Linked DNA regions of Homo sapiens: region 1 is linked to region 2. The links are chromatin loops, found by intact Hi-C in ENCODE. Cell type or tissue: mammary epithelial cell. All regions are shown on one strand. Each heading gives the region's core, and the rest is flanking DNA. Links, peaks and the distances in the headings are about the cores only. Region 1 overlaps ZBTB7C (zinc finger and BTB domain containing 7C). Region 2 overlaps ZBTB7C (zinc finger and BTB domain containing 7C).

Region 1 (11,858 bases), core at 1,772-9,771, 66 kb after region 2:
GATGGGAAAGAGTACTATGAGCTGAGCCAGGATCTGGGGTTCAGGTGTCAGTGAGGCATGCAGTTTACCCTCCAGTGAGGAGGTGGATTAGGAATTAAACATCTATTTACAACTGTAAATAAATGAGACATCTATTTACAACTGTGATGCTATGGTCTGAATGTGTGGATACCCCAAAAACTCACATGTAGAAACCCTAATCCCTAGGGTGATGGGATTAGGGCCTATGGGAGGTGATGAGTTCATAAGGGCAGAGAAACCAAAAGGGAAGAGGATGCTAGAGGAGGCTGATGAGGTGAGCAGAACCTTGTAGGCCCTGAGAAGAATATCTTACCTTTATCCTAAAAGCAAGAAGAGGCTATGAGAGGGTTTAAATAAGAGAATGACATGCTCAGATAAGCATGCTTAGCAGAGCAATTCCTGTGTGCTGCGTGAAGACTGGGTTGGGCTGGGGATGGTGGCAGGAAACGCCGGGGGACCTGTCTGGGCTGGTCCAGGGAAGGGGGTGGTGAGCTGGACCACATGACGACTCAGGAGCAGAGAGAAGTGGCAGAGTCCAGAGGCATTAACACACAGAGCGGGCAGAGCCACCGTGGATGTGATGCGAGAGGGTGCGTAGAAGCAGGGTTAGCAGACAGGAGGACAATGGAGCTGTTTACAGGACAGAGTCAGTTCCCAGGGCTGTGGGGACTATGTCGGGAGCTCCCTTTGGCCACACTGAGTTTGAAAGGTGCTGTGCATGGTAACATGGGATTGAATGACTGATTGGTCTACTAACTGATTAATTGATAAGTGATCCTGAGACCTCTTTCTAAGATGAAACTCACTTTGAGGACCCTGGCTGACTCAGATACACCCTGGACAAGCACAGATAGAAAACAAAGAAGGCACACATGCAGCAGGAATGCCTTGGAGGGGAAGAGCCCACATAATGGAAATCTAAGTTATTATTACTATTACCTTATCAGATCTGACAAGATCACAGTCAAAGGTGGGGCCGTAGCAGCCTGTAATACAATATAAATGGGATCTCTGGTGGCAGTTGGCCATTGCATTGATTCTTATTCACTCAGAAGCTAAATCACAGGGCTAATATGAAACATGTGTGAAATACCCCTTTTTCATGCACTAGCAATGAAAGGCTTTCACAAATCTGCAGCCAAATGAATGTACTTACTGAGTAATAGGAATGTGCACATGGGCATCATTTTATTACCACATACAGGCCAGCTTCATCAAAGCTTTGATTTCACATTGAAGAAAGTGCTCCAGCTACCCAGGGAGGTAAAGGATTGCCAGCACAAGGCCCCAGGTTGGGAAAGTGACTTTTGATTTGATATCCAAGGCCTGAGGATTTCAACAGTGTGCATAACATCATTTGGTTGCTTGTAGAACCACGGAATGTCAGCATGGGACAGTATCTCAGGTCATGTAGCTCACCTGCATGACAGGTGAAGAAAGGGCTTGTGGAGGGTCACTTAGTTCACCAGCAACAGATCAGGGACTGGAATCCATCCTTTGACTAGTGTAGGCCATGGCCATTCCTACCACTGGATTCAGGACCCATAAGTCTTCACCAAAACCACCATAGGAAATGACAGCAAAGACTATTATCTAACAGCTCAGGAAGGCAAGCAAAGGACACGGTATCTTGGCAAGCATTTCGGTTAAAGTGCTGGGGGACAGAGCATAAGGACCTGGGAACAAAGTCTTGTTCACTTATCTGTTTATAGATAATGCATACTCTACCAACATCTTTTTTTTTTTTTTTTTTGAGATGGAGTCTTGCTCTGTCACCAACTCTGGAGTGCAGTGGCACAATCCTGGCTCACTGCAACCTCCACCTCCTGGGTTCAAGCAATTATCCTGCCTCAGCCTCTCGAGTAGCTGGGATTACAGGTGCGTGCTACCATGGCCAGCTAATTTTTGCATTTTTAGTAGAGACGGGGTTTCACCATGTTGGCCAGGCTGGTCTCGAACCCCTGACCTCAAGTGATCTGCCCGCCTTGGCCTTCCAAAGGGCTGGGATTACAGGCGTGAGTCACCATGCCCGGCCTCTACCTTCTTCTAAAAAAGATTTGGGGTGGTCTGTAATTAAACACACACACACACATACAACAAAATAGTTCAGACTGACATCGGATTGTAGAATTGTTTTTAAAAGCAAAAAAATTGGAAATGACCCAAGTCGGTCCCTCCATAGGGGACTGGTTAAATAAATTCTGTTCATGCATATAGTGGAATACTACAGAGCAATCAAAAAAAAAAGAAAGAAAACTAAAGAAGTGCTCTGTACTAATATGGAGGTATTTCCAAGATGTATAGTTAAGGAAATAAGAAAGCAAGTTGCAGTACAGAGTATTCAATAGGCTATGTTTTATAGGGTAAAATGGAAAACTAAGAATACATACTTGAATTTCTGTGTTTTAGCACAAATAAACACTATGGGGACAACAGGGGCAGGGATGGAGTAGAAAAAGACAGAGGTGAGAGTGAGAAATCTTAGTGTATACCTCTGTAAAAGCATTTGATTTTCATGTTTTGCCTATTCAAAAATTCTAATCCAACTAAACACAAGAGGAAACGCAATAATAACACAAAGTCCTGCAGGTGCAAGAGCCAAAAATTGTTCCCTTCTGCCTTCTCAGAAAAATGGATGCAAATGGTGCCATGCCTGGGTTCCCACCCTCACATCAGCCCAGAAAGTGGAGGGTGAGTCACCAGCCTCTGGCCTGGAGGAGGAGGGAACAGAGCACAGAGAAAGCCCGGTCTGCTGGGCAGCCTGCTCAGGCTGGTCACAGTGGCCTGGTCTCTCTGTCTCTTCGTGGAAAAGATTAGGAAGGCTGGATGGCCTGGGACCTGAATCAGGCCAGTTCCACTCGAGGCCTGCCCTTCTCTGGAGGGCTATGCCCACGTCTGCTCCATGACCCACCCCCGAATCACCATCATCCCAGCTCCTGATGCCCTGTGGTTCCAGGAACAACCACACTGTACTAAGCGCAGTGTTCAAATTCTCAGGACCCCACCAGCACACTTGATTCACAAATATACGCTCATTTTAAGGCCATGTGGTATATGGAAAGAGCACAAGGCTGTGAGTCAGGAGATAGGAGTTCCAGCCCAGCTTTGCCGTGAACTCACTGATCCCCAGCTCACAGCCATGAGCACACTTGATCCACTGCTCATCCCACCCTCCCAGGGCCTTCCTCACTGTTCCCAGTCTCGATCCCAGCTTTGGCCCTAGTGCCAAAGCTCTGGGGGTACAATGCCCCACAACCTGGCATTGCTAAGCCACAGTACTTGGAGAAGAATCGCTGGAGATGAGAGAGGGCAGGGCCCTCAGCTGAGGATGGAGGCTTCAGCTGTGCAAACATGCTCTTCCCCTCCGTCTCTTCTCTGACCCCTTATTGGAGGAGGAGGGGGGCACCCAAACAGCAAATCAATTAAAAGTTACTGCTACCACCCAGATGTCCATACATGAGGTTAAATTAATTGTCTGATTAATGAATTATATCCATATTACAGAAAACCATGTTATAAAGAATTACGGCCATATATATAAACAGTTTTTTTAAGATATTAAGTGAGGCCGGGCGTAGTGACTCATGCCTGTAACCCCAGCACTTTGGGAGGCCGAGGCGGGCGGATCACGAGGTCAGGAGATCGAGACCATCCTGGCTAACACGGTGAAAATTAGCCGGGCGTGGTGGCGGGTGCCTGTAGTCCCAGCTACTTGGGAGGCTGAAGCAGGAGAATGGCATGAACCCGGGAGGTGGAGCTTGCAGTGAGCCGAGATTGCACCACTGCACTCCAGCCTGGGGGACAGAGCGAGACTCTGTCTCAAAAAAAAAAAAAAAAAAAGAAATTAAGTGAAAACACAAGCTGAAGAACATAATATTTAGTTTGATCCCATTTTTGTTTAATATGTATCTATTTTCCAGATCCATGGTAACAGTAGAGATATAGACAGTGACACGGATGTGGATCCGGCTATAGATAAAGCAATTCCCTAAATTGTAGATAGTGATGATCTGTGGTGATGAGGGGTAGTATCACAAGTTCCTTCACTCTCTCATAGAAGTTAAATACTTCTATGTTGTTATTTTTTTCTGATACAAAGCAGTTATTATTTTTGTAATTTGAACAAAGATCTTTCAAATTTACTGCATATCTACTATATACCTGGTTGGGCTGGCCCAAATGATGTCCAAAGTAAGTCAGAGGCTCAGGGGAGGAACCCCCCTCCCAACCCTGCCCCATCCATCAGATGGGAACCTGGGGCCCAGGGAGGTCTCGTGGTTGGCAGCACACAGTGAGTTCATGGCAAAGCTGGGCTGGAACGCCTATCTCCTGACTCACAGTCTTGTACTCTTTCCATATACCACGTAGCCTTAAAATGAGTGTATTTTTAGGGGAGGAGGGTTCTTGATGTGCCTGGTAGGGAAAAAGCAGTGGAAATACTGCCCCCGCCCCACAAAAAAAAAATTAAATTTCACTTTCCAGGACTCACTACATGGCCGCCAGGTCAATACCGCCACTTCCTAAAAGTCAGCCATTGACTGATGGAAGATTCCAGACAAGTGTTCATTTAAAGATGAACCATTAACCGTAAATCAAAGCCCAGAGTGAGTGCTGAGTTACAAAACTAATTAGAATGAGTGGGTAAATGGATGGCTGGTCTCAGTCCCAGTGGCCACCTGACTGTTATCCACCAGGGCTGGGAGAAGATATATTCTCTGAGTCATAAAAGCAACACAGGGTCAGAGAAGGCTTCTTTAAGAAGTCTCTCTCTAATATAAAAATAATCACCACCATCTCCTCAAAAGGCAGCCAAAATGGCAGGGCACACATTGATCAATTAACAAGTATTATTAAACCTCTTATTCCACTGAGCTTGGAAGGCCCAGCGGCCTCTTCCATTTGACCACCACTTTACAACGCAGAAAGGCTTTAACTCATCATCCTGTTGGATCCCCTGTGCCCTGTTGCTGGTACTTTTTAACCTCCATTTTTGTGTCTGCAGAAGTGATTAGTGACATGTTCAGGGGCGTGCAAAGCTGACAGGCAGAGCTAGGCGCTGCTGTTGCCCCCATGCCACACTCTGCTGAGGGGCTGCAGAAGGAAAGGAAACTAAACAACCTCTGAGAAAGTAAAACAACCAAAAGTACAACCCAAGCCAGTCCAGAGTTGGTGCTGATCTGTCACCCTCCCAGACCACCTGCACTACAAAATGCAAACACATTTTTCCACCCTGAGATTTTTGTCTTCTGGGTGCAGTTTATGTATGTGTGTTTGCACATATGAATACACATATGTGCATCTTTAGTGTTTGACTCTTTGTACTCCTTGAAGTGTTTGTACCGACACTGTCCATTAAACTCTCGCCTTAGGGTCAGTAAGACAGGCAATCTATTTCCATTTAATAGATAAGGAAGCTGAGGCTCAGTGCATCTCGCCCCATGTCTTATTATTCCTCAGTGGCAGAGTAGGGAGGGACAAAAACTAAAAGTTGTTGAGGGCTCACTGGATCAAGAACTGTCCATGTCATCTCATTTTGCACCTACAACAATCCCGGGAGGGAGATTTGCTTTCCCCATGTTACACTTGCGGACAGCAAGGCTCAGGGAGACTGTCACCTTCCCCGAGTGGCAGAGCCAGAACTCAACATCAGGGCTCTCTGAGCTCAAAGCTGAGGTTCTGTGGTTGCTGTGCAAGTCCACAGTGGGGGTCAACTCTGTGCCAGGCACTGAGTAAGTCCTTTCCCAAAATATCAGTACTGGCAATAGCTTATGCGTAGCCTTCTAACAAGCTCGGAGGGAGCTAAGCTCTGTCTAGGGCTCTTGAGGACAGGGCATGCCCCAGCATGTCTTTAAATCCTGGCATGGCCCAGAGCAGGGCACCTGGGCACGGAATGTACCTTGTTGAGGTCTCCACCACAGTGCCATCCTTTTCTAGGGCCTTCTCTTTAATTTCTGCTGTGCAAATTAAAGGATGATGTGGACTTTTAGGTAGCATGAGCTCTTGCCTGCTGTTCACATCCTGAATAACTCCATGCACACTCAGTGAGGCGAGTCAGTGCCCCCAAACAGCTCTCTGCACCCAAGAAACCGGGCCAGCTTCATGGTGTGCCTCAGATCCCCTCACCTCCACTCAAGTCACCACTGCCAGCCTTTTCCAATGTTTCCATTAGAGTTTGTCATCTCTCACTGCCCTAAAAAGTGATATGATGATGATGATGATGACAAACATTTCCACATGAAGGCTTGGGTGTCTGAGTCATATTTTGTTGCTTTGTCCCAGTGGTTTCTGTATTTAAAAAAAAAAAAAACTGAAAAGAGAGGGCAGGACTGAGTGAGTGTGGGCAGGATGAGTAATCCCAGCCTTGCTGGGTCCTGGTGGGAAGAAGAAAAGGGGGTGGAGACAGAATGGAAGAGAAGATGGGAGTGGCTGTGAGGGCTGGGCAGGGGGAGCATCTACCCCAGCTCCGGACAGGTAGGACTTGGGCCCCCAAAGTCAGATAGCATTGAAATCCAAACAAGGTTTATGTGCTCAGCTGCAGAATGTGGGCGTGCGGAGGCAAGGGCAGTGTTCCAACCAAGTGATCCATAACCAACAAAGGGAGAGCCCATCTAAATCTGCCCCAGACTTTCAGGTCAAGGGTTCCCTCCTCCAGGTGGCCTTTGCACACCACCCCAGCCAAGAGTGATCCCCCTTTCCTCTGAACCTGAACCACTCATTTGTCCCGGGGGCCAGAAGGCTTTGCTAGCCTCCATCCCTGTGTATTTTCATTGCTTCCCCAATTCCATCATGATTTCCCGAAGGACAGGGAACTTGTCTTCCCACCTCTGTGTCTTAGACGGCACCTTGCAGACAGAGCCATGCTGCATGAGCCACCAAGAAATGTTTGTGGACCAAAGTCTCAGAAAATGGTACCAAATAATAATCACACAACTTATCCTTCGATCTTGGGCTTTATGCTATACAAAGCCATGTCACATTCTTGTGAGGTAGGTGGCAAGTGATATTAAGTTCATTTTACAGATAGAAAAACTGAGGCTCGTGCAGCATGGAATCTGAGTGGCTGCCCAATGACTAGTGAGTAACCAGAAACAGTTCTGGAACCCAGGATTCTAACTTTATTCTGATTTTCCTTGGAGGGACTCAAAGTTTCTATTTCCTTTGAAGCACATAACAAATAATTTTGGGGCACACTGCATTACGATAGCCCATCCCCGTCCAAGAGGTACAGTGTATATTAGCATCACCAAGGCTCTGAAGAAATCTCTTTGGCTTAGTTCAGTGCAGCCTTCTCCAAACTTGCCTTACCCTGAAATCTTTTTGCATGTGACCCTACCGTATTCTATACTGAGCAAATGTTCTGTACTGTCACTTTCCCGAAGGGTAAACCACGCTCCCAGGACAAGCTGTATATTATTGGCATAGAAAGGCTTAAGCTAGATAAACAAAGCTCTAATGGTGAAATTTCAGGGCTCAGCCAGCTGGTAGGAACATTTCCACTTCTTTTTTTAATCACTGAAATGTTCAAAGAGACACAAAATGTTTGTGTATGTTGTTCACTAAAATCTTTTATTCTGAAATTTTTTTCTGCAATATTTTGAAGAAAATTCTAGATATCATATCATGTTGTCTGAATTTACTTCAGTATATAACACTGTCACAGCATTACACATCCTAAAAAATTAACACTAATTCCTTAATATTTAACCCAATTCTCTCCAATATATCCTTCTACAGTAGGTTGGCTTGAATCAGGATTCAAACAAGACTCATCGATTGCATTTGGTTGGTGCATCTATTAAGATTCTCTCAGTCTATAACAATTCCCTCTTCCCCATCCCCTTTTCCCCCTGAACATCAGTCATGTTAGAGAAAGAAATAAGGTTACTGGTCCTGGGAAGCTCCCCACTGGTCTGAACTTGGTGATGGCCTTCCACAAGTCCTTGGCTCAGGTAGAAATTGGTAGTTAGAGCTATCACTTTATCAGCATTAGCTTCAGCCTCATGGCAAGAAAACATTATGGTCGGTGCAGTGTCCTCCCTTTCACATGGCAGCTGGCTGTCCCACTTGTAGCAAAGCATAAATTGATTTGGGGGTTTGGATGGCGGGAGGCACATCTTTTTGAGCAACTAGGTCTTCCCAGTGTCTCCAAAGTTATATTATATTCTAGAATTTGGTTCTAAATACATCTATAACCCAGGATTTGCTAATTTTCTAGGATTTCATGGAAGATGCTCTCCTACCATTCAGTTCCAAAATTCTATCAGTTTACCCTTTCCTAGTCTGTTTTTTGGTGACCTTTTACCTCTCCTTTGCTTTTTTTTTTTTTTTTTTTTTTTTTAAGAAAAGCCATTTTCCAATTACCAGGCAAGCCAGGGACCTCGTATTCCCTCCAGGCCAGCCCCTACCAGTGACTCCATGGGCTTAGCTAAAGTCCCAGGGTCTCAACAGTCCATGGCTTCCTCCCCTCATCTCTTACAAGACAAGTCAGAATCTCAAGGAGAGCAACAACACATAGTCGAACATGATAAATATGCATCCCAAATTTTTAAAAACCAAATTACACAAATCAAGCTTATTCTGAGAGGTTTGTTTTACCAGGGGTCTCTAGTGCTCCAATCAGCATAATTAAATAGTAAGATCTCTCTAGAATTGATTGTGGTTTTCACTTTTTTTTTCATCCAAGGACCATTTCAGCAAGATGATTTTAAGCTAATAAGAACCCCCAAATTAGAAACTAATTAAGGAGATGGAAAATACAAATGTATTTGTTTTTAGTCGGGTACTATTTTTATCAGAAGAATCATGAAAAATTAAAATTGTTAAATACTCATATGAAGGTTGTCAGTCAAGGGCAATGTAGCTTTCTTCCTCTCCCTGCTGCAAAACTTAAGGTGATATAGCAGAAGCTGTTCCCCCTGGGCTCCCAGGAAGCAATAAAGATACTAATTTTAAAGAAACAGAATTTATACACTGCCAGACTCGGTGAGGAAAGAGTGTTGCCATAATTCTCTCAAATCTTTAGCAAGTAAGATCCACAGCACCTTTTACTTTTAGAGCGCATGTACACCTGGAAACAGGATTAAATCATTGCAGTACAGACTCTCATGCCCATTTAATAGAGGAGAACATTAAGGTCTGGGGAACTTAAAAGAACTGCACTGGGTCACATAGCAAACTAAGAAAAAGCCAGGTCAATAACCTTATCCAAATGTGCTTGAGTTTGTGACACCCCCCTCTGCATTGTCCTCCAAATGTGCCATAGATCATCTTTTGAAATAGATGTTAAGTCACAGTGACACTGGTTTGAAGGACTCTTTTAGGATTCGTGACAGCCTTGAGAGCTTGGGGCCCAGGAGAGCCAGCAGGAAGCAGCAGCCAGCTGCTAAAGGGGGCGGGGGCTCTCCAGTCTAGAGAGGCAGGCAGCAACACGAGTGACCCAAATACCACTGCAGCGAGCATCAAAGGCCCATTAACCCAACCACACACAGTCAAATGTGGACCCAACCTTGAAAACACTGTCTCAATGCCCAGGACCAGAGAATTTCCATTTATCCTGCAGACTTTGCCCTGATTCCAGTGCAGCTTAAGCCCAGTTACTTTTCATGTCACCCACCTGCACCTCCTGATCCTACTTCCTCCACGCCAGGCCCAGAGGACATGGGATTTGCCTGGAGCCCCCATTCCCTATCACAGAATCCTCACCAGACCCAAGCCAGGGAGGCAAGGAGGACCTACAGGACTTACTTAGATCCATGGCATGCTCCCAAGTCCCAGGAAGGATGGATTATGAGCTTTCACAATAATCTAGGTGGATTCCAAACTCAGGAGGATTGGCTAGAGACCCCCCACACACAACAGGCTGAGGGAAAGTAAAGATGTCAGGGAAACCTACTGCTGCCACCAACACCCAGATCCTTCCCCTCTCCCAAAGGAGAACAGGAGGCAAGGGGTTAATTCAGAGGCACTCACCCCGGGGGATAGAGCACCTAGGGGGAGCACCTCATGGGAACACCTAGTTGAGTCCTATGGCAGCACCATCTGCCATGAGATGCCAAGAGAAGGGGCATCTTTTAAATCAAATCTGCAGCCTCAAACCCAGCTCCCAGACCCGAAAACACCCCCAGGTAGGGAACTAAGAGTCTCAATAACATTTGATAACTCTATAAAGGACCTTCACATACACTATCTCATTTGAGGCTCTGAAAAAACCCAGAAGGCAGGCGCTATTTAACTCATTCTTCAGATGGGGCTGGGCATAGGGCAGTGGCCAGAGCTGCCATTCACAGGACAATAAAATGTGTACTCCCTCCAGTCCCAAAAAGAACAGCCATATTTCGTGACAATAAGATCTGAACTCCCTACCCTAAGGGGAAGTTATTTGAATTTTTCTTTCTGGGAAAAGCAAGGGGACATGGTAAGGTAGGAACAGGCCTTTGTTTCAAAGACTGAGGCTGGGAGGCAGGAGACAGAGGGATGAAGGACATGGAGCTTTTAGAGAAGGATCCCTGGGTTGGATCCCAAGAGAGGTGGGATGACTTGGGACCTGGAGTGGCTGGCAACCCTCACTCCACTGGAGTGCAGTGCCTCGGTGCTGTCGGCCCCCTAGAGATGGTGGCCTGGGCACTCTAGCTTCCCCTGTGGCAGAGCTGGCATAGATAGAGCACCAGCTGGCTGCAGGGGGCTGCCTCCTCCAGCTGACCACACAGGTCTGGATAAAGGGGCACCACAGGCAGCTGTCACCACCAGGGGCTAAGGCCCAGGCCTCACCCCTCCTTATTTGTGCTGGCCTGCAAAGTGGCCCGGTTCTCATGCAAAGGGAGAGTGGAGACAGAACTACAGAAATGCCAGTTAGGAAACTTTCTGCCAAACTTAGCCAATAGGAAAACCCAAATTTGTTTTTATTTGATTTAGGAAAATAAGAAGAATTACTTCTTGAAATTGATCGTCACGGGGCAATTATTCATTATTTTATTTAGTCCTCATAGTTACCTAGCAAGATAGAATTTATTAGTTCCAATTTCAGGGAAGCTTCTGAGGCTCAGAGACCTTCAGGAACCGCCTGAAGGTCCTAGACCCAGCAAGCGGCAGAGTCCTGAATCCAGTTGCTGAGACCTGGAGTCAGGGCTGGTTCCAGAGAACATAAGTCACCATCTAGAATAAGTGATTCAAGATATCTCTTATTATTCAAGAGAATGTCCCCAGGGATTCGTTATAGACATTTCATAGTAAATCCTGATGTCTAGTCAGGATACCCCTGGCCCCTGGGTGCTCCTTGGCAAGATATTCTAGAGTCTAGATTGGTGCTATCCAACACAGTTGCCACTAGCCAACTTGAAATGTGGTTGGTCCAAACTGAGACGGTGCTACAAGTACAGAATACACTGTAGACTTCAAACACTTTGTATGAAAAGAATGTAAAATATCTCATTCATAATTTTTATGCTAATTACATGTTAAAATAATATGTTAGACCTACTGAGTGAAATGAAATATATCATTAAAATTAATTTCACTTGCTTATTGTTACTTTTTTAAATGCTGCTACTACCACATTTAAAATGACACACGTGGCTTGCATCTGAAGCCCGCCCCAGTGGCTATTGGGCCACCTCACTCCAGGTCACAAGTCTTGCCTTGGCTTCTTGCACACCCCTCCCCTTGAGTTGGAAGACAAGGAGTCAAGACTCTCCAAGCATTCGGAGAATGTCCTCTTTTCTCAACACTTCTCTAAATTCCTGGACCCACCCCTCCTGCCTCCAGTCTTTCTGTGTGCCCAGCAACTGCCAAAGCACTTAAATGCAGTCACCATTTCCGAGTGGTAGGGTCCACCTAAAACC
Region 2 (11,858 bases), core at 1,581-9,580:
GATTGGAGCAGAAGTAAGACTACTTTTATTCACAGACACCATGATTATCTATGTACAAAATACAATGAAATCCCCAAAAAGCTACTAGAACTAGTAAGAGAGTTGTACCACGTTTGTGATATATAAGATCAATGTATAAATATTAATTGTATTCCTACATACTAGCAACAATAGGAAATTGAAATAAGAAAAGCTACTGACAGTAACACCAAAATATATAAAATGCTCAGTAATAAATACAACAATAGATGTGCAAAATCTGTTTTAAGAACTATAAATAGTGCCAGAAAATTAAAGATCTAAATACACCATGTTCATAGGTTGGAAGATTATTGATATGTCAATTATCCCCCAAATTGATCTGTAGATTCAATGCAATCCCAATCAAAATCCCAGCATATTTTTTTTTCTTTGAGATGGAGTCCCGCTCTGTCACCCAGGCTAGAGTGCAATGGCATGATCTTGGCTCACTGCAACCTCCATCTCCCAGGTTCAAACAATTCTCCCTGCCTCAGCCTCCTGAGTAACTGGGATTACAGGCGCACACCACCACGCTCCACTAATTTTGTATTTTTAGTAGAGACGGGTTTTGCTATTTTGGCCAGGCTGGTCTGGAACTCCTGACCTCAGGTTATCAGCCTGCCTCAGCCTCCCAAAGTGCTGGGATTACAGGTGTGAGCCACTGCGCCCTGCCTTTTTTTGTTTGACACTGAGTCTTGCTCTGTTGCCCAGGGTGGAGTGCAGTGGTGCGATCTCAGCTCACTGCAACCTCCACCTCCCAGGTTTAAGCGATTCTCAGACCTCAGCCTCCCAAGTAGCTGGGACTACAAGCTCATGCCACCACACCCGGCTAATTTTTGTATTTTTAGTAGAGACAGGGTTTCACCATGTTGCCCAGGCTGGCTTTGAACTACTGAGCACAAATAATCTGCTTGCCTCAGCCTCTCAAAGTACTGGGATTATAGGCGTGAGCCACTGCACCCAACCACAAACAAATGATTTTTGACAAGAGTGTAAAAGCAATTCAATGGGAAAAGGATAGTCTTTTCAACAAATCTTGATGAAACAATGAGATATTCTTTTGCAAAAAAGCTAAATATATACCTTCTACCATACACAAAATAAACTCAAAAGGGACCACTGTCCTTAATGTAAAACCTAAAACTATAGAATTTTTGGACAAAAACAAGAGAAAAATCTTTCTGACCTTCAGTTAGGCAATAATGTCTTAGATATGACACAAAAAGCACTATACATAAAAGAAAAAAACTGAAAAATTGGACTTCATAAAAATTTAGAACTTTGGTCCTTGTAAGATACCATGAAGAGAATGAAAAGATAAACTGCAGAAGGTGAGAAATATGCAACCCACATATCTGGAGTATATAACTCCCAAAGCTCAACAATAAGAAATCAAACAACTGTCCCTCAAATGGGCAAAATATTTGAACAGAACTTTACCAAAAAAAATATGAATGGCAAGTAAGCCCATGAAAAATGTTCTGTGTCATTAGTTATAAGGGACATGAAAATCAAAACCACAATGATATATCCCTCCACAACAATTAGAATAGTGAAAATAAGAAGACTGCAAATACGAAATGTCGAGGACAATACAGACCAACTAGAACTCTCCTATATCACTGATAGGAATGGAAAATGGCACAACTATTTTGGTAAGTAGTTTGGCAGTTTCTTAACAAGTTAAAGATATACTACCACACAGTCCAATCATTCCCTTCCTAGGTTTGTATCCAAGAGAAATGAAAACATATCCACACAGACTCATACATGAATGTTCATAGAAACTTTATTTGTAATAGCCCAAAACTGGAAACAGCCCAAATGTCTATCAACAGGCAAATGGATAAACAACCATGGAATACTGCTCAGCAATAAAAATGAATGAACTACTGATACATGCAACAACTTGTATTAATCTCAAAATAACTATGCTGAGTGAGAGAAACTGCATAAAAAGATTACATGCTGTGTGAGCCTATTTATATAAAATTCTAGAAAATGTAAATAATCTGTAATGACAGAAAGAAGATCTGTCACCGAGCATTCCCTTCCCCCTGGGCACTAGGAGTGGGAGGATATGATCACAAGGGGACACAGGAAACTTTTGGGATGAAGGATATGTCTATTATTTTGATGTGGTGATGATGTCATAGATGTATGCATAAGTCTAAACTTACCAAATTGTCCACTTTAACCATGTGCAATTTACTGTAATTCAGTTATATCCCAATAAAGCTGTTGAAAACAACATGCGCTACAGTAAGGAGTGGCTGTGATCAGCCTGGGTAACCTCCTGGAGTTGCAGCAGATCAAGGCAGACTGCAACAGCCACCACTCAAAAGCTCCCTTCCGGTCAGGGAGATGGTCTATGCATCCCACCTACTAGCTCTGACTCATATCTGGTGCGAGAACTGTAGTAAAGTTTTCGAGTTGGCAAAACCAAAGCACAAGACACCAGTGAAGGCCATGTTCGCCATAAGACCTTATCTGAAAAGCCATTTTGACGTCCTTGCTCCTGGCAGCAAAGCCTGCCCTAGGCCTGGTGATCTGGCCTCCCTGTCTACTCTGAGCATCTTGCCTTCTCCTCCACTGAAAACCATTCTCCAGAAAATAAAACACAACAAAATCAAGATAAAAGGCATCAGCATGGCCCCACACCAGGCTTTAACGGGCAAATTTGTATGAGCAAGGGCAAAATGAAGGGCAGCAAGGAAAACACTGAATTAAAACCCACTTAAATTAAGAATTCAATAGCAGCCACTTAACTAATAAATAGTATTCCTCTCTGCCATTGATTGACTCAGGATTGTAATGAAGAGTTCCAGGGGCAACAGCGGAATGTTTTAATTCATCGGATAAACGTCACCAACTCTTGGGTTCCTAAGATTGAATGTGTTGGAGAAAAGCGGAATGGAGAGCCCACAGGAATTAATTCTTGGAACATCCCTGCAGGGTCAGCATTATTATACCCTGCTTCTAGGTGGATTTAATATCTCGAGTGCTGGGCAGGGCACCGTGTGCAGACAGGGGCTCCATGATCGTTATCAAGTGATGATGGGGCAGATAGACTAGAGCTGGAGCTCACACTGGATCAGCTGTCTTATTTATTTCCAAGTTAAGAGACTGAACAAATGGACTTCTGTTATTATCATGGTGATGATTATTGCTGTGGTGCAAAATAATGGCTTGGCGCTGCCGGAACTATGTGGGAAAGACTGCACTAAGTCACTGGCTCCAGAGAGAGTTGTTCTCATAGGATGATGTTGTGCAAAATAAGAGTTCATCTGAAGGATACCCCTGATTCCCACCCTAGATGCCCACCCAACAGCTCTGCCTGGAATCCTCGCCTCTGAGTCACTCCATGCATCACAGAGCATCTTCACAGCATGGACACTAGGCTCCCAAATAGACCCTAAGCTCTCACTGTCGCTGCTTCTTACGAAGCAAGTGCCAGGTGGCATCAGCTCAGGCTCTGTGGGCTCCCCAAATACCCCATTAACCAGGACATGGTGGTCATGGAAAGGCATTTTGGGGATGTGAGCACTCTGAATCTTCCACATCATCATTAAGATCTATTTTCTGCACCAAATGGAAGAGGCAGGTCTGGCCTTGGCCTTCCTTGTACAGAATACCTTGAACTGGAGCCATCTTAGCATCTGTGGGTGCAGGCAGAGCAGAAGGGCCAGAAGGAAGGTGCAGAGGGGACAAAGGTCCTCTTCCCTATCCTCTGGGACCTTCCAGTATATCTAGTCACAGGGCTAGGGATTCACATCCCTAGAAAGTCACAGGAGTATGTGAAGAAAGCATGAACATGGAAAAGAATCTGAAATATCCTTACATCTATTTTCAATGACTGTCTCATTGTACAGCTGGGGAAACTGAGGCACAGGAGAGTAAAATGACCGGCTCAAGGCTGCACAGTGAGAGGACGGCAGAGCTGGATGTCAACCCAAGCTCCCTGGCTCATGGTCTACCCTAGCACTTCATGCTTCCAGCCTCAGGAGAGTTCAGTGAAGTTGAAGGATGAAGTACTTGGAAGGTGGCCCATAACCAAGCAACAGGGGTATCTTGACCACTTACAGAGTCCACACCCTGTGGTCCTGCCCTGCTGGGATTCTGGGAAGAAGTCTGCTACTTCCCTATCCTCAGAGAGCTTGCTGTCTCACTAAGGAGATGAGGCCTACCCACAAGAAACTCTCTAAGACAAACACCAGGCAGTATATGAAACCAGGGCTCATATAGATGATGTGGAAATGCTCAGAAAACAGCACCAGTGTAGAGTGGTCTCATCTTGGAGTAAGCCCTACAGACTTACTTTATAAATAAGGAAATCATCAGCATACAGGGAAATGTTACCCAGCCTTTCTTTCCTGTGTGACATACCCAACAGACAGGAACACATTAACACACAACCACTAACCCAATTTAAGTTCGAGAAGACTGCATGTCCGTGTCACTCCATGTTGCTAGGTTTTGTCTTTAGGGCTATGTGGCCAGATGGGGCAGTTTCAGGCTCCACCAAGACCAGCCTACAGAGCATGCCCCAGACCAGTTATAGAGCCTGACAGTGCCCAGCAGCCAGTATCACTGGATGCAGAATCTGCGAGCCAAGAGCACTGGCTGGGCCTCACTGCAGAGCTGTCCACCTTGTTTCCACTCTGTCTTCTCATGCTCCTACCACCAGAATGCCTTCTGTGCCCACTCAGGGTAACCTGCACCTGGCCTGGCCCAGGTTGCTCATAACATGAGCCACTGTTCCTCTCTGGCCTAGAGTGGCCCCAGCTCCCATGGGAACCATGTGCTCCAGCCTGATTCAACTCCTCATTGTCCCACAAACACCATAAAAGTTCCTGTCCCAGTGCTTGGTGGACACTTTCCCCCACCTAGCAAGGCTTTCAGGTCTCTCCTTCTGGCTAAATCTACCTGCTCTTCAGGACCATCCCCCACACTCTGACTGCCTCAGCCCACGTGGATCTTTCTGTCCTCTGGGCCCCCAGTACACTTGCAAGTAGCACCACTCACGTGGCACCAGCACGAGCAACTCGTGTGGGCAGGGAGATGCTGGTGCAGCCTCCTTGCAATCATCAGCAACCTGAGGGCAGCATCACACTGTGCTGATCTCTGCATCCACTCTGCAGCCACTCGTCCAGACATCAGAGTTAAGGATTAGAGAAAACAGAACTGTCTCTTCTTTTTCTCAAAGGAATAGAGGACCTTAAAAAATGTACTTAATGAATGCATGCAGCTGAGCATTCTGGTGTCCCGAAAATGACCTTCCTGACCTCCTTCCTGGCCTCTCTCCACAACCTTCCACAGCAGTCCTGAGAGGGTCAGCTATCTCGCTCTTGACACTGGGAACTGTGTCTATTCATGTCCCTGTGGCTCCTTGGTGACAATAAAGCTGCTAAAAAAAAAAAAAAAAACTCAGCAGAAAGGAGCCAAGGATATAAACAGACAATACATAGGAGGAAAAACAAATCATAAACCAACATATTAAATAGTTAGTAATAGATTAGTAATCAAAGATATGCAAATTAAACCACTCAAGCCCCCCAAATGCAATATAAGGCAATAATATACCATTTTATAGTTATAAATTAGCCCCCCAAATGGAGTTAATAAATCAAATGCTGGTAGGACTGTAGACAAGTGAGAACATTTGTAAACGGCTAGTGACATTAAAATCTGGTGCAATATTTGGGTAAAATATTTAGCAAAACACATCAAGACCTATAAAGATATCTGTACTCTATAACCTAGTAATCCCACTGTTGGGACTTCATCCTAAAAGAAGGAACAGAAATCTGCAGTCCCACCATTGCTGAGTCAGCAGTACCTAAGGCCTGTGACTGTTAATACCTCCAGTGCGTGGGTGACATCTCTACAGTCAATTAATGAGCCAGTCTTCATAAGATATTACATTAGCCAGCCTGGCTAACATCAATTACAGTCAGAAGCTGAGCTGTAATCATGGGGCGAATAAGACTGAGCTGCTCATTGTTTAAAATGACCACAGAATGAAATCACCTTTATGAGCACAACTGGGATAAATCAGAGAGAAACAAAGAAAGGAGCACTCGCCGCATGTCACTCCCCACAGCTGGCTCTGTGTCACTGCACATCCTCACAGATGCAGCTAGGCTTGCCTGCCTACTCTGGGAAGCCAGAGCCCCACTCCCCAGGCTTGGCTTGATGAAGGACCTTCTGGGGTCTTCTGAGAGGCTGGGTTTCAGCTGTCAGACACGATCCAGGTTTCAGAGAGGTGGAAATAGCTTTCCAATGTGCTGGAAAGCAGTGCTTTGGAAACCTGGCTGCAGGGGTTCGGTTAAGGGAGGCTGGGAAGGGCTACCACCAAGTCACCATGGCAACAGCCTCCTTGACATCACCCTCCCCCTAACCCGGCCAGCTCCCACCAAATGGTCTGCTCACATGGGGAATGGTGACTAACTACATGTTCATGTGGTGGACACTCCCCCAAAAGGACTGTGCCTGGGAGTCAGCCAAAAGGGCAGCCTGTAGAATTTTCTACCTTCACAGGGCACTTTGCAAAGCTCTTTTCCATCTGTCGTCTCAATCAACCCCCACGACCACAAGCGAAGTGGAAGGACAGGGGTCCCAAGTCCTTGGCTGCAGATGAGAAAGTAAAAGACAGAATGGTTATGCCACTTGGGAAGGTCACGGTGAAGTGAGAACCACCTGTCTGGATGAGAGACAATGGGTGGAGATGGGGTAGGAGGAGGGATCTGCCTTCTAGTCCTGGTGGTGCCAGGGAGGTCTCTAATAGAACTGAAAAGCCTGGTTTTAGCAAGAATCAACCCTATCCTTGATATCTAATTACCTGGCCTGCCTTTGGCAAGAATCCTGTTAGGTTTGTTTGGCAAGAGTCCCTCTACTCTTGATGTCTCCACTAGTAATTTTCTAACTCTGCTCCTGCAACTCTGCTCTTTGATTGTAAGTCCCCAATTGTCTTTGTTGTGTTTAGGATTGAGCTTAGTTCTATCCTGAAGTCTCTTTTCTCTTATTGCAATAGTTTCTGATTAAAATCTGTCTTTATCTCTTTAGTGCCTGGCTATGGTTTTCTCTGACAATAGTCAATATGTTCAGCAATTCTGAAGCTAGAACACGGGAGTTCAAGTCTTGGTTCATCTCGGATTTTCGCTTAAGCTGGGCAAGTTATTTATGCTCTCTGAGCCAGTTTGCTCATCTCTAGAACAGGGATTGTAACGGAACATACCCCAGAGGAGAACTAAATGACATCATGCAGGCAAAGCACTGAGCCCAGTGCTGGCCTGTGGGCAGAGTGCAATAAAAGAGCCCAGTTTTTCTTATGGTCACATTGAAAATAAAACTCACAATATGAAGGACATGGCATCCTGTCAAAGAGAGGCATCTCTTGAATCTAATCATGCCAACATCAGACAAACCCTAAATGAGGGGCACTTACAAAATAACTGGCCTGTATTCAACAAAATAGCATTCAGTCCATGGGAGACAGGGAAAGACTGAGAAACTGCTCACAGACTGCAGGAGACTAAAGACGCGTGTCAACTTGCTGTACCATGTGATTCTGCACTGGGCCCTTTTGCTAAAACGACATCATTGAGACACTTGCACAACGTAATGAGGGTCTGAGGATTATGAAGCAGCAGCAAATCAGTGTGAATTTCCTGGTTTTGGTGGCTGTGGTGTGGTTCTATAGCAGAATGTTCTCGTTTATAGGAAATGCACACTAAATAATATTCTGGGATGATGGAGCGTCAGTTTGGCAATTTACTCGCAAATGGTTCAGGGGTGAGGGAAGGCTCCTTGTACTGCATTTGTGCCTTTTCTGTAAGTTTGAGATTGTTTCAAAATTTTAAAAATTCAAAAATAATTTTAAAGTGAAATAAAGCTAATGCTTAGAGAGGTTTAAGTGGTCGATGGAGCTAGGACCCACCAACACCCAGGCCTCCGATCCCACAACTCATGCTCTTCCCACTGACTCCACGGCAGGGAGGAAGGCATCCAGGAGGCGACTGAGAAGGACTATTGCAAGGGTCTTGGTTTCTGGTCCCTATTAGGCCTTTAACCCCAGTCTCTTCAGTCTCTTCATCCATAGAACAAGCAGGTGGCAGAAGCCTGAGGTTCTTAACACAGGCAATACCACACCCCGGATGTTGGAAATGAGGGTGCCAAATAACCTGCAATGCCTCCACAATCTCACCCAGCCAAGACTTGACCTGCATTCTAGCACTATAGAGAAACAGACTTTGTTTTGTTCATAATTTTAGCAGGAGTTACTCATCATTGTAAAAGAAATCTCATTGCAATAGCAGTGCTGCTCTCAGCAACTGAGCTGTCCACACAACCCCCCTAGCATCCGTACCAAATCAGTGGCTCCAGGCACAGGGGCAAGCTTCTGGCCACTTCATTATGTCTCCTAGTCTACTCCTGCCTAAGCACTGATAGAGTGAAATACATACAATTTTATTACAAGTTACTTTCCTTTTATTTCTGTTTAATGTTACAGGTAGCTATATAGAATGGATTTTTTTTTTTTAGTTTTATGTGTAGGTAGGTTTACATGTATTTATGAGTATCATTTCAGGCTAGCAAAAGGAATATTATAAGATATGTGTTATAATAAAAGGACATTGGGTCTTCAATGGGACATACATCCTAGTAGGCTCCACCCCATTCCTTTAAAGGATTACATAGCACTCTATAGCTCAAAAATTCCTCTACTAATAGACACTGAGGTCATTTGATGTTTGTTTCCATTTTCACTGTTGCAAATATGGCTGCAGTGAACACCCTGGTACCTGCCTCTTTGACTCATGATTAGCTTCTGCTGTAGGTCAAGTTGGATCAAAGCACAAGGTCATCTTCTTCTAGCCCAGCCTCCTCCATTGCTCATCAGATACCCCCTCAGCACCACAGAAACTACATGACAGGAAGTTTTCTCTTCTGTTTCTTGTCCAGGCCTTCCCACTGTCATCACTGACCAATCCCTGGCAACAATTCATCCAGCATCAGATAAGGCATGTGTTCACTGCTTGACAGCAAGGCCCCCCTCAACAGTTCTATTCAACTAAAACTAATCGGCAGGGATAAAGAGTGGCCTGGCACCACACTCTCAGCTGGAGTTTGCACAAAGGGAAATGCATTTTAGTCTGGCAGCAAAGTCTTTTCACGACTGGGTCTTCATTGTTATCAATATGGTAACCAAGGCCAGAGGAATAAAGGAAACCCAAATTCTCCTTCCCACTCTCACTCACCATGGCTTCTCCCCAAGGTTCCTCTGAGCACATCATGTTCTGGTTTGCAGGTTGAAAGACACATCAATACGTGTCTCCATCAAACTCACATGTTGATATCCTAACTTCCAAGGAGATGGTGTTAGAAGGTGGTGGAGCCTTTGGGAGGTCATTAGGTCATGAGGGTGGAGCCCTCCTGAATGGGATTAGAACTTTCATAAAAGAGACCCCTGGAGAGCTCCCCTGACCCTTACACCACGTGAGAACACAGCAATAAACAGCTGGTTGTAAGCCAGCGTGCAGCCCCTCACCAGACACCAAATCTACGGGCACCTTGATCTTGGACTTCCCAGCCTCTAGAACTGTAAGAAACTAATGTCTTTTGTTGTTAAGTCACCCAGTTTATGGTATTCTGTGATAGCAGCCCAAATGGACTAAGACAAAAGGCCTTGTAGATTTCTAGCTTCTAAATGTCTCTGTCTCACAGATGTGAATTGCAAGTACTCTCCATAGGCCAACATTCAAGATATATCAGCCGTTTTGGCAACTGAGCACAATATTTAGCAGATACTTTCAATAGGCAAATGAGAACAAGTTTGAGGTGAAATCTTTGGGAACAGCAGGCCATGCACTTGTTTAAGCATTGAGTTTCAAAGTCCAACGGCACGCTTTTCATAATTACAAGCACTTCTCCAGCCCCATGTCATTCATTTATTAATTTATTCACTATACAGACATAGAAGACTATGAAAGAAAATTTTGCATGAGACACTTGTTTAAAATGGCAAGACAAATTTTATGCAAGCTGTCACATTAGGGGAGAGAGACTTCAGCGCAGAACTGAGCTCAACTTTGAATACAGCAGAGACAGCTGGGGATTTATAGCCAAGGAGCAAAGTGAGGGGGCCAGTGGGTGGAAATAACTAAGAAGAACTTGATTAGACATCAAGGGCAGGGTATTCTTGCTAAACTGGCTTAACAGGAGTCTTGCTAAAGGCAAGCTGAGGGCTTAGATATCAAGGGTGAGGGATGATGAACTTGATTAGATATCAAGGGTAATCAGATATCAAGGGTGGGGGGGATTCTCAATAAACTGGCTTAGCAGGATTCTTTGCTAAAACTGGGCTCAGCTGGCCAAGGTCAAGGCCTAGGCTAGAAGAGGGCTTGGAGGAGCCTCACTAAAGTTTGTCAAGGAAAGCATCCTTGTCAAGACATATACATGTAAATGTGGGGTGTAGATAAAAATGTAGATATATCTATCTATGCATCTATATACATATGCATATTATACTAGTCCATTGTGATGCTATAATAAAATATCTTAGACTGGGTAATTTGTAAGCAACTGAAATTTATTGCTCACAGTTCTAGTAGCTGGGAAGTCCAAGATCAAGCCACCAGCAGATTTGATGTCTAGTAAGGGCTTGCTCTGTTTCTTTTTTTTTTTTTTTTTTTTGAGACAGGGTCTTGCTCTGCTGCCCAGGTTGGAGTTCAGTGGTACACTCTTGGCTCACTGCAACCTCTGCCTCCCAGGTTCAAGTGATTCTCATGCCTCAGCCTCCTGAGTAGCTGGGACCACAGGCACATGCCACCACACCCAGCTAACTTTTTTTGTATTTTTAGTATCGGCAGGGTTTTGTCTTGTTGACCAGGCTGCTCCCAAACTCCTGGCCTCAAGTGATCCACCCATCTCAGCCTCCCAAAGTGCTGGGATTACACATGTGAGCCGCCATGCCCGGCCTGCTCTGTTTCAAAGATGGTGCCTTCTCACTGTGTCCTCACATCACTGAAGGAGGTACCAGGCTCCCTCAGGCCTTTGATATATGAGCACTAATCATATTCCTAAGGGTTCTACCCTCAAGACCTAATCACCGTCCAAAAGCCACACCTCCTAATACTATCACCTTGGAGGTTAGGCTTCAACACATGATTTTGTGGGGGCCATCAACAGTCAGACCATAGCACATATAATCAGGCACCTTAGTGGAAGCTGGGGATGAAGTGGTGGAGAAGAAAAAGCCCCTGTTTAGAAGGTTCAGCATCAGGAGCTTCTCTCCTTCATGTGCTGATATAGCGTAGGCAGATGAAAGCACCATGCTCAAAGTGAAATCCACCACTCACTGTAAGGTATGTTAACCTCTCAAATTACAAGAATACCTGAGATTATAGGGACACCTGGGACCACATTTAAAGATTTTCAGGAGACTCCTGGGAGCTGAGGGGAGGAAGCCCACAGCTCAAAGGTAGAAGTCACTTTGATCGGCAAATGGTTCTGACAATGTTTTATTCCTTGGTGATTTCCTTCTGAGCCTCTTTGTTAGAGATCTCTAGTCCACACTGGAGGTTCATTAGCTTGGTCCAGAACAGGATTAAAATAACCTAGTAAATGACAAATTCTCAGATTAAATAAAAGGGAAGAAAAGCCAGCTAATGTTGTTACAACGACATAAAAAACAGAATAATCTAAAGAGGTTGAAAATAAAGTAATGGAAAAAGGCATTCCAGACAAATAATAATGACAAGATAACTGATGTAACACTATCAGTGTCAGACAAGGGAGAGAGAGAGAAGGAATAAATATAAATCAGTTAAATGTTC

What was found. A loop is a pair of places that touch in the nucleus more often than their neighbours do. Peaks named below come from ENCODE experiments on the same cell type or tissue, not always from the same donor. Only the 100,000 strongest peaks of a DNase experiment are listed, where the experiment ranks them.
Region 1: a loop joins it to region 2, with 2.7 times the contacts of the local background. A loop is called at or near these places in 2 of 110 quality-filtered maps.

The regions. Positions count from the first base shown.
Region 1 is chr18:48,324,340-48,336,197 of GRCh38, forward strand. All of the region lies in intron 2 of ZBTB7C (zinc finger and BTB domain containing 7C), which reads right to left. Among named protein-coding and RNA genes, the nearest start is that of ZBTB7C-AS2, 78 kb to the left of the region's middle. RefSeq lists enhancers at 10,230-10,730, 10,731-11,231. In mammary epithelial cell, for the core only: no CTCF peak of the experiment used is centred there; DNase peaks (open chromatin) are centred at 2,742, 4,342, 5,892, 6,302 and 1 weaker place; H3K27ac peaks cover 4,340 bases.
Region 2 is chr18:48,258,263-48,270,120 of GRCh38, forward strand. The region is part of intron 2 of ZBTB7C (zinc finger and BTB domain containing 7C); the gene reads right to left. Among named protein-coding and RNA genes, the nearest start is that of ZBTB7C-AS2, 12 kb to the left of the region's middle. In mammary epithelial cell, for the core only: no CTCF peak of the experiment used is centred there; DNase peaks (open chromatin) are centred at 5,999, 6,429 and 8,249; H3K4me3 peaks cover 163 bases; H3K27ac peaks cover 1,089 bases.